Regions from separate parts of the Homo sapiens genome. Here all the other regions are linked to region 3. A link is a contact called in ENCODE Hi-C or POLR2A ChIA-PET data. All regions are on one chromosome and are shown on one strand. The core of a region is the stretch at or near the end of the contact, and the rest is flanking DNA. Distances in the headings are between cores, read along the strand shown. Region 1 holds the start of NFKBID (NFKB inhibitor delta). Region 2 holds the start of U2AF1L4 (U2 small nuclear RNA auxiliary factor 1 like 4). Region 3 holds the start of FXYD7 (FXYD domain containing ion transport regulator 7).

Region 1 (2,840 bases), core at 87-2,586, 760 kb after region 3:
ACATCCAGGTTCCCAACATTTTTTTCCCTAGAACCTGACCCGGAAATCAGGAGTCCCCAGCGCCCCTCCTCGAGAAGTCAAAGGCCTCACCCCGGGCCGGGAGCGGTGGCTCACGCCTGTAATCCCAACACTTTGAGAGGCCAAGGGGGGCGGATCACCTGAGGTCAGGTGGCCAACATGGTGAAACCCCGTCTCTACTAAAAATATAAAAATTAGCCGGGCGTGGTGGCAGGCGGCTGTATATCCCAGGTGAGGCAGGGGAAACACTTGAACCCGGGAGGCGGAGGTTGAGGTTGCAGTAAGCGGAGATCGCGCTACTGCACTCCAGCCTGGGCGACAGAGAGAGACTCCATTAAAAAAAAAAAAAAAAAAAAAAAAAGGCCCATCCATACAGTCTCTTTTTCAGGCCCCAGGAATCTGGACCCTCAGTTCCTTCCTCTCTAGGACCTGGGAGCCCCAGTTCCCAAACTCCTTCCCACGACTCAGAAAGACAGAACCCTCACCCTTCCGAGCCTGGGTTCCGGCGGAGGAAGGGTTAAGTGGGGATTGCGCGGGGCGGGGGCGGGAGGAGGTGGCTCGGAAACAGCCCCGACGCGGCGCGCTGACGCCACGGCGCTCACGCAAGGGAATCTTCCATCCTCCCCTTCCCCCCAAGTCCTGTGCCCCAGGTGTCCTGCTCCGAGGCGGGGCGCGCGGCCGATCGTGGCGCTCGTGGAATCCCCGCGCAAGGGGAATTCCTGCTCAGCCCCGCACGGGTGGCCATCCGGAAATCCCAGGGCGGGGCAGAGGCAGGGTCACCGCCAGCGTAGACCCTGAGGCCAGGCTCCGGACCCTTCCCCACCGAGACCCACGCCGATTTTAAGCAACCACGCCCCCCCCCCCCCCCCCCGCACTCAGCCTAGTCCCTGCTTCTAGGGGTAGGAGTCTCGGTTGCCAGCAACCCCTAGCACCTCCAAGGACCCAGAGATCCAGCCTCCCAAGCCTCCCAGCCCTTGCACCCTCGGGGCCCTGCGATCCTGGATCCCCAGGCCCCTGCACCCCCAGGACCCAGAAGTCTGGGATCCCAGCCGCCCCTCTGTCACGATCCACGATCCCCTCCTCCTCCAAACACCTAGGGCCCTCACTCTCGGGATAAAGGACTGACGCTTCAGCTCCGTCCCTCAGGGCCTCGGGAGTCTTTCGATCCTCAGTCCCTCACTCTCTTAGGGGGCCGAACGCGTCCTGCCCGCGCCCATTACCTCGGGGATTCCGTGGCGTGGATTGCGGGCCCCCAGGGCCGCGGCCTCGGCGCTGCGCCAGCCTCGCTGTTTCCCCCGCGGAGCCGCCGCCGGGTCCCCGATCTTGGGTCCGGTACCCGCGAGTTTTTAAACTAGGGGTTATGGCACCGCCCAGTCCTGGGCAGGGCCCGCCCACAGGCCTGGGAGTCCCCGGGTCGCGCTCCGGCGAACGCAGTCCCTGAATGGGCGCGGCGGACTTGGGAGGCGGACTACTCAGTCCCCCCGGGAAGGAGGGAGCTGGGGTCCAGATCTTTGCTCTGAAGGAGCCTAGGGCACCGGGCTCCAAGAGGAGGGAGAAACCGGGGGGCCTGGATTTCTTTTCTTTTCTTTTTCTTTTTTTTCTTTTCTTTTTTTTTTTTTTTTTTTTTTGTTGTTGTTTTTGAGAAGGAGTCTCTGTCGCCCAGGCTGGAGTGCAATGGTGCGATCTCTGCAAACTCCGCCTCCTGAATTAAAGCGATTCTCCTGCCTCAGCCTCCCGAGTAGCTGACACTACAGGTGCTGGACACCATGCCTGGCTAATTTTTGTATTTTTAGGAGAGATGGGGTTTCACCGTGTTGGCCAGGCTGGTCTCGAACTCCTGGCCTCAGGTGACCCGCCTGCCTTGGCCTCCCAAAGTGCTGGGATTACAGGCTTGAGCCATGGTGCCTGGCTGGGGCCTGGATTTCTGGGTCTGTGTCTAAGGGGGTGCTGGAGGCTTTGTCTCCTGGGTCCTGCCCATGGGGGTAGGGGTAGGAGTGGGGATGGAGATGGGGTGGGGGCAGGGAGAATATTACTGGGTCCAGAGGGAGGCAGGACTGGGGGTCTAGACTCCCAGAGGAAGGGTCTGTGGGTAAGGGTATAGGGTGTGGCTCAATTTCTCCCTCTCCCCTACATCACCCTTTTTAGAGGTCTGGTTTCATTTACTCATTCATCATTTAAAATAATTTATTGCAGCAGAGGAGGCATTTTGCTGTGTATTGTGAACTAAGCAGGCAGGAATTCCCAGCCCTGGAGCTGGCATTCCAGTGGGAGGCCACTCTCAGTTTCACTTGGTGACCTTTCACAGCACTGACCATGTTGGCCCTATTTCTCCCCTGCTTGCTTGCTTTTCTATTTTATTTTATTATTACATTTTTATTGTTAGAGAGAGGGTCTCATTCTGTCGCCCAGGCTGGAGTGCAGTGGCAAAGTGGTGAGATCTCGGCTCACTGCAACCTCCACTTGCCTCAGTCTCCCAAGTAGCTGGGATTACAGGAGCCTGACACCATGCCCGGGTAATTTTTGTATTTTTGTAGAGACGGGGTTTCACCATATTGGCTTGAACTCCTGATCTCAGGTGATCCCCCCACCTTGGCCTCCCAAAGTGCTGGGATTACAGGCATGAGCCACTGCGGTGGCCTCTCCCCTGCTTTCAAGATGCCATGCTCTCAGGGGTCCCCTCCCTCTTTCTCCATTTCCCTGGCAAAGTTCCTCCTCTTCCCCCATTCAGTGTGTGTTGTGATAGGGGCAGAATCCTGTCTGCACTCACTTCCTTGGTGATCTCACCCAGTCTTGTGGCTTTAAGTACCATCCATAAGCCATCA
Region 2 (2,783 bases), core at 61-2,560, 600 kb after region 3:
TCAGCCACGGCCCGCTCTCCATCCTCCTCCCTCCGGAACTGCAGGAAATGTCAGTCAGGGTCAGCAGGAGAACTCAGAGATCTTCAGGGGACTCACTACCCGCTCTGGGGCTGGACTGGATTTAGTGATGAAATTCAAGCTGAGAGCCTACAGTGGCCACCATCAGGCATTGAAACGCCTCCACTTCTGGGCCCTAAGTGGGGGGCAGCAAGCACCTTGACATAGACGTTGCCCACGAGGTGGTCCCCAAGGTTGTCGCACACATTCATCTCTTCAATCTCCCCATACTTCTCCTGCAGTTCTGTGAACACCTCCTGTGGAAGACGGGGAGGAACTCAGCTGAGCTCCCACAAGAAACCCCATCTGCCCCTACCAACCCTCACCTCGAAGAAGCTATCATAGTGCTCCTGCACCTCCACGTCACTCACATGACCTGGGGTGGGGGCGGGCAGGGTGGAATCAGAGTGTAGCCTACTGGGGGCTGTTCACCTTGCCCCCAGGCCTGGTCCCTTACTCACAGTGTGATCCGTCTGCAGTTTGGGCTGTGTTCTGTGGATTCCGGTACAGGTTGAGCAGCACTATGGTCTGCACAGAATTTAAAAGGGGCGGGGCCTGAGCTCAGAGGGCAGGGCTGCATGAACAGAGAGTGAGGCATGAAGGTTGGGGGTGGAACCTTACACCCCAGCCTAAGCATCATGAGTGCATCGGCGATCCTTTGCCCCTAAGAAACCAGAAAAGGGATGGAGGGGACTGGCAAGGATGAACAGCGGGATGGAAGGGACTGGCAAAGATGAACAGCCGCCGTGTGTAGCCTGTACGCATGGGGGCGCGACCAAGTTCCCGGGAAAACGGCACGAAGACCGGTGGGAGGAGCCTGCAGAAAGGTCCAATGAGAAAAAAAGCCGGGCGGTGGGGAGGGACTCAGGAACCCGGAATAGGCGGGACATGGTGACGACGGCCCCAGAAGGGGAAGGGCCAGGGAGCCGTTAACCCCCGAGGCTCCGTGCCGGGTCTCACCTGGCTGAATGTCGGCTTGTTGTGAAGCCGGGAGCACCGGTCCCCGTGCCGGCAGACCCCGATCTTAAAGTAAAAAGAGCAGTTAACCCTGGAAAAGGTGCAAAGACAAAGGTGAACCGAGGGCCGGGGAAGCTGGGCACCCCAGAAACACCGCCCCACCACCCAGGACCCCAGTACCCCGGCCCCGACCCCCCGAGAGTCCACTCCCAGCGCCCGTTCTCACTTGTCCTTCTCAGTCCCGAATATCGAAGCTAAATATTCAGCCATTTTTACCCAAGCCCTCCAGGTCTGGCTGCTCTTACGTCACTTCCGTTGCTTAGGAGCACTGGGAAGTGTAGTTCGTTGCCCTCTCCAGGCGCTTACCAAGCGCTCGGAAACGCCCCAGGGCGCTTGCGCGTGGGAGGCGCGCGCCCTCCCCATAGACTCCCCGGTAGGAGTTCTTTTAACAGCGCATGCGTGCAGTGTTGCCTCGCCCAAAGAAGACTACAATCTCCAGGGAAACCTGGGGCGTCTCGCGCAAACGTCCATAACTGAAAGTAGCTAAGGCACCCCAGCCGGAGGAAGTGAGCTCTCCTGGTGAGTTGGGGGTCGTTTCGCCCACCCTAGTAAATATAAAGAGCTCTTTAATCCAGCCAGCTTACTAGTGGGGGTGGGGATGCCCTGCTTTCAGCAAACCGACCTTTACATTTATCTCTGATTTGTTCTAATAGGGGCGTGGTTGTTCGTGATCCTTGCATCTGTTACTTAGGGTCAAGGCTTGGGTCTTGCCCCGCAGACCCTTGGGACGACCCGGCCCCAGCGCAGCTATGAACCTGGAGCGAGTGTCCAATGAGGAGAAATTGAACCTGTGCCGGAAGTACTACCTGGGTAAGGCAGATCGCTAGGGTCCCAGGAGAAGAGAGGGGACTGGACTAGAGCACCCGAGGGAAGAGGGCCTCGGGGCCTGGATTCTTAAGTCTAAGAGATGAAGGACCTGCGAACGCCGACTCCTGGATTTGAGTGGGGAGGGCCTGGGTCCTGAGGAATGAGGAAGCTGGGGCCTCAATTTCTGGATCCCAAGAGAGGAGGGGGATTGAGGGCCTGGACTCTTGGGTCCTGTGAAAGAGATGGTTGAGGAATCAGATTCCTGGATCCCAAAGAGGAGCCAGATTCCTGAGTCCCTGACAACAGAAATCTCCATTTGAACTTGGGTGTGGGAGAGTTTCTTCCAAATAGATCTCGGTGGGAGTTGGAGAAGATCTTCATTGCCTTATGAGGTTTTGGGGTTTGTTTGTTTGTTTTTCTTTCTCCCTAGGGGGGTTTGCTTTCCTGCCTTTTCTCTGGTTGGTCAACATCTTCTGGTTCTTCCGAGAGGCCTTCCTTGTCCCAGCCTACACAGAACAGAGCCAAATCAAAGGCTGTGAGTCTAGAGCACAGAGGAGGGAGGCCAGTGGCAGGGGAGAGGGGGAAGCGGGGAATCTTGGTGGGAAGGGACAATGGAGGATCCAAAATGTTGGGGCTCTGGGTGAGAAGGGAAGGCTGGTCTAGGGAAGTCTGGAGAGCAGCCGGAGGCCAACCCTTCCAGCTTCTGTTTCCCATGACAGATGTCTGGCGCTCAGCTGTGGGCTTCCTCTTCTGGGTGATAGTGCTCACCTCCTGGATCACCATCTTCCAGATCTACCGGCCCCGCTGGGGTGCCCTTGGGGACTACCTCTCCTTCACCATACCCCTGGGCACCCCCTGACAACTTCTGCACATACTGGGGCCCTGCTTATTCTCCCAGGACA
Region 3 (2,786 bases), core at 193-2,692:
TAGAAAAATCACAAAGCGTGATAACACAAAGTGCAGGAAAGAAGAAACGGCGGTGAAATGAGATCATCTCACACGCGGCCCAGTTTAGCTTAGAGTCTTGTTCCTAGCTCTTTGATTCCTCTTCGAATAAAATGTTAAAGCATGGACAATGTATGAATATGTTAGAACAATTATAGATATTATCATAAGTAGTAGCTAATATTTACTGGGTGTGTACCACGTGTTAGATACGGTTTCACTTCCTCTGGGAGGGAGGTGCTGTTATTAACCCCATTTGACAGATGAGGAAACTAAGGCACAGGGAGGTAAAGTCACTTTGTTCAAGATCACTCAAGTGGAAGATGGGGGGTTCTGGGTTTCCAACCCAGGCCATCTCATGGCAGTCTGCCAAGTCCCCATGACTATCCCTCCCCCACCAACTTCACATCCCTGCCCCCAAATCCGCGGAGGTACTCACTGTTAACCAGCTTAGAAGCCCCCTGCCAGCACATAAGCTGCTCCTGGGTGCTCCTCATTTCTGGCGGACCCCGAGCCTGCTCTTCGTCCATATCTGGGCCTAGTTACACCAATCTGGGAAAGGAGGCTTGTACTGGGGGGTTCCTAGAAGGGCAGCCTCTCCCCCTTTCCATCCCGAAATCCCTCTGCCTCTGTCTTCCCAGGACTGGGGAACCCGATGAAGAGGAGGGAACTTTCCGCAGCTCCATCCGCCGTGAGTCTGGGGAGACTGCGGGTATTCTGGGGAGAGGGCTGGTTCCAAGGACCGCTTTTCCCGGCCCTCCCTGGCTGCGTAGAGGGAAGGGCTGGATCTGAAAGCGGAGGGCGGGGAGTTGCCCCGCCGCGGGCCCCACCTGCCCAGGAGCTGGGGATGCCTCTCCAGAATGACCCCCGATCTCCGTGTTCCCCCCAGGTCTGTCCACCCGCAGGCGGTAGAAACACCTGGAGCGATGGAATCCGGCCAGGTGCTGCAGCTCTGACACGGCGGTGGGAGGGAAGGAGGGAGGAAGGAAAGGCGGGAGAGGGAGGGGGCCAAGTGCCAGAGTTGAAGGGCGGCGAGGGGTGGGGCTGGACGTCCCCCCTCGCCTCTCACCCTTTTCACCCTCACAGGACTCCCCTGGCACCTGACATCTCCCACGCTCCACCTGCGCGCCCACCGCCCCCTCCGCCGCCCCTTCCCCAGCCCTGCCCCCGCAGACTCCCCCTGCCGCCAAGACTTCCAATAAAACGTGCGTTCCTCTCGACAGCACTTTGTCGGTCTCGGTCCCTCAGCGCGAAACGCCAGCGCCACTGGGCCCCAGCAGGGGGCGCCCCACCCTAGAGGAAGGGGCGGGGACGACGGTGGTGGGCGGGGGCGGGGGCGGGGGTGGCCTGCACGGGGGCGGGCTCCCCGGGCCCCCATTGGCTGCAGGCCCCCCCACGCCAGGGCTCCCCCCAGCTCCCCCCCACATCGGTCCGTCCTGCTTCCAGCTGCTGCAGCGCGCCTTCGCCGCCAAAGCATCCAGCAGCCCCCTGCTCCGGCCCAGCATGGCGACCCCGACCCAGACCCCCACAAAGGGTGAGCGTCGTTTGGGGAGGGGGTTGCAGGGGGGCTCCGGGATCTGAGAGCCTAGGAGAGAGGGTGTCGGGAGATTCAAGCAATGGTAAGGCAAGGGAGTTGGGGGAGGGAGGTCCGCTCCTCCTGTGGGCGGAAGCCCCTGTAATGCGCCCCCCCGATCGCCCCTCCGGGTCTCTGGGACACCCCCTCCCCGGCAGGCGTCCTGTGCCAGACCTGCGGTTGGAGAGTGGCAGTCCCGGGAGAAGGGATGCTCGGACAGGTCGCTATGGCAACCGGGTGGCTGGTCCCGCACCGTGGTGGTAGCAGACGGGGAAGAGATGAGCTTGCAGGGTGGGAGCGGGTGGGTCTGCGACCAGAGACGTTCTGGAAGATTTCAGGGTCCCTGGGGTGGGCAAGGGAAGGGGAGGAGGTTCATGTCCCTCTTCTTTCCAGTGCTGTCTCCTAGGGTGTCTGTTTCCTGAAACCCTTGACAGCCAGGTTCAGAGGAAAGGAGTGAGAGCTGAAGGAAGAGACAGAGAGAAGGGATATAGCAAGAGACAGACAGGGAGAACCTGGAAGAGACAGAGACCAAGAGAGGCAGGAGATCCAGAGTCACAGATACAAAGACCCAGGAAGACAAATAGATGGACTCAGAGAGATTCCCAGTGGAGGGGAGAGGCTGAGAGCAGTAGACAGAGATGCAGAGAGAGAGAGAAAAAAAAATGAGAGCCTGGGAGATAGTGGGATTGAGACCGCTATGGAGAGAGAAGCAGAGAGACGGAGGGAGAGAGACGGACCCATGGGGAGAGAGGGGAGTAGAAAGAGAAGAAGGGAGCCATGTGGGGTGGGGCCCAAACCACTGCAGTGAGACCCTATGTGTGGGAATGGGGCGATGGGACCCTCCTTCCAGCCCACAGCAGGGGTGTTTTCCAATCCCAGAGGTGCTGTTGGGTATACACCTAGCTGCCCCTACTGCCCCCATCCAGCCACACACTGATTTCCATTCCACACCAATTAACCCAGTTATGCACCCACTTAAACACCCACTTCTACCGTCGCCCCCTAATAGCCCCCACTGCTAATCCTGCTTCTGCAGATGAGCAAGGCACAGACTGCTTCAAGAGGGAGCCAGTGCCCAGCAAGGGTCTCCAGCACTGAGGGCAGGGGACCAGGGGTGCTGAGAAGCCCCTGGCAGTGAAGGGAACCCGAATTCCACTTGGATGGCTCCCTCCCTTCCGCGCTTCCCAGCAGGCGG

What was found. A loop is a pair of places that touch in the nucleus more often than their neighbours do. ChIA-PET counts read pairs that join two places held with the same protein, here RNA polymerase II (POLR2A). Pooled maps may share reads with other maps.
Region 1: a pooled map shows a loop between it and region 3 (8-fold over the local background). The contact joins the promoter of NFKBID here to the promoter of FXYD7 in region 3. A Hi-C loop is called at or near these places in 5 of 50 pooled maps.
Region 2: a map of gastrocnemius medialis shows a loop between it and region 3 (4-fold over the local background). The contact joins the promoter of U2AF1L4 here to the promoter of FXYD7 in region 3. A Hi-C loop is called at or near these places in 2 of 168 maps with a recorded cell type or tissue (ascending aorta and gastrocnemius medialis) and 14 of 50 pooled maps. POLR2A ChIA-PET finds 5 or more read pairs at or near these places in 2 of 52 experiments (CD4-positive, alpha-beta T cell and OCI-LY7).

What each region holds. Positions count from the first base shown.
Region 1 is chr19:35,899,204-35,902,043 of GRCh38, forward strand. It overlaps NFKBID (NFKB inhibitor delta), which reads right to left and starts at 1,337. Exons shown (of 12, transcript NM_139239.5): 1 at 1,239-1,337. The coding sequence starts at 1,299. RefSeq lists enhancers at 1-196, 209-765, 611-860, 766-1,321 and a silencer at 1,221-1,370.
Region 2 is chr19:35,744,108-35,746,890 of GRCh38, forward strand. It overlaps U2AF1L4 (U2 small nuclear RNA auxiliary factor 1 like 4), which reads right to left and starts at 1,311. Exons shown (of 6, transcript NM_001040425.3): 1 at 1,241-1,311; 2 at 1,018-1,105; 3 at 216-314; 4 at 1-38. The coding sequence starts at 1,284. It overlaps PSENEN (presenilin enhancer, gamma-secretase subunit), which reads left to right and starts at 1,544. Exons shown (of 4, transcript NM_172341.4): 1 at 1,544-1,593; 2 at 1,728-1,884; 3 at 2,312-2,416; 4 at 2,601-2,783. The coding sequence starts at 1,824. The coding sequence ends at 2,740. RefSeq lists a silencer at 1-23.
Region 3 is chr19:35,141,813-35,144,598 of GRCh38, forward strand. It overlaps FXYD7 (FXYD domain containing ion transport regulator 7), which reads left to right and starts at 1,443. Exons shown (of 6, transcript NM_022006.2): 1 at 1,443-1,552. The coding sequence starts at 1,522. It overlaps FXYD1 (FXYD domain containing ion transport regulator 1), which reads left to right. Exons shown (of 8, transcript NM_021902.4): 6 at 660-709; 7 at 908-959; 8 at 1,105-1,297. The coding sequence ends at 930. RefSeq lists enhancers at 1,104-1,664, 1,665-2,226.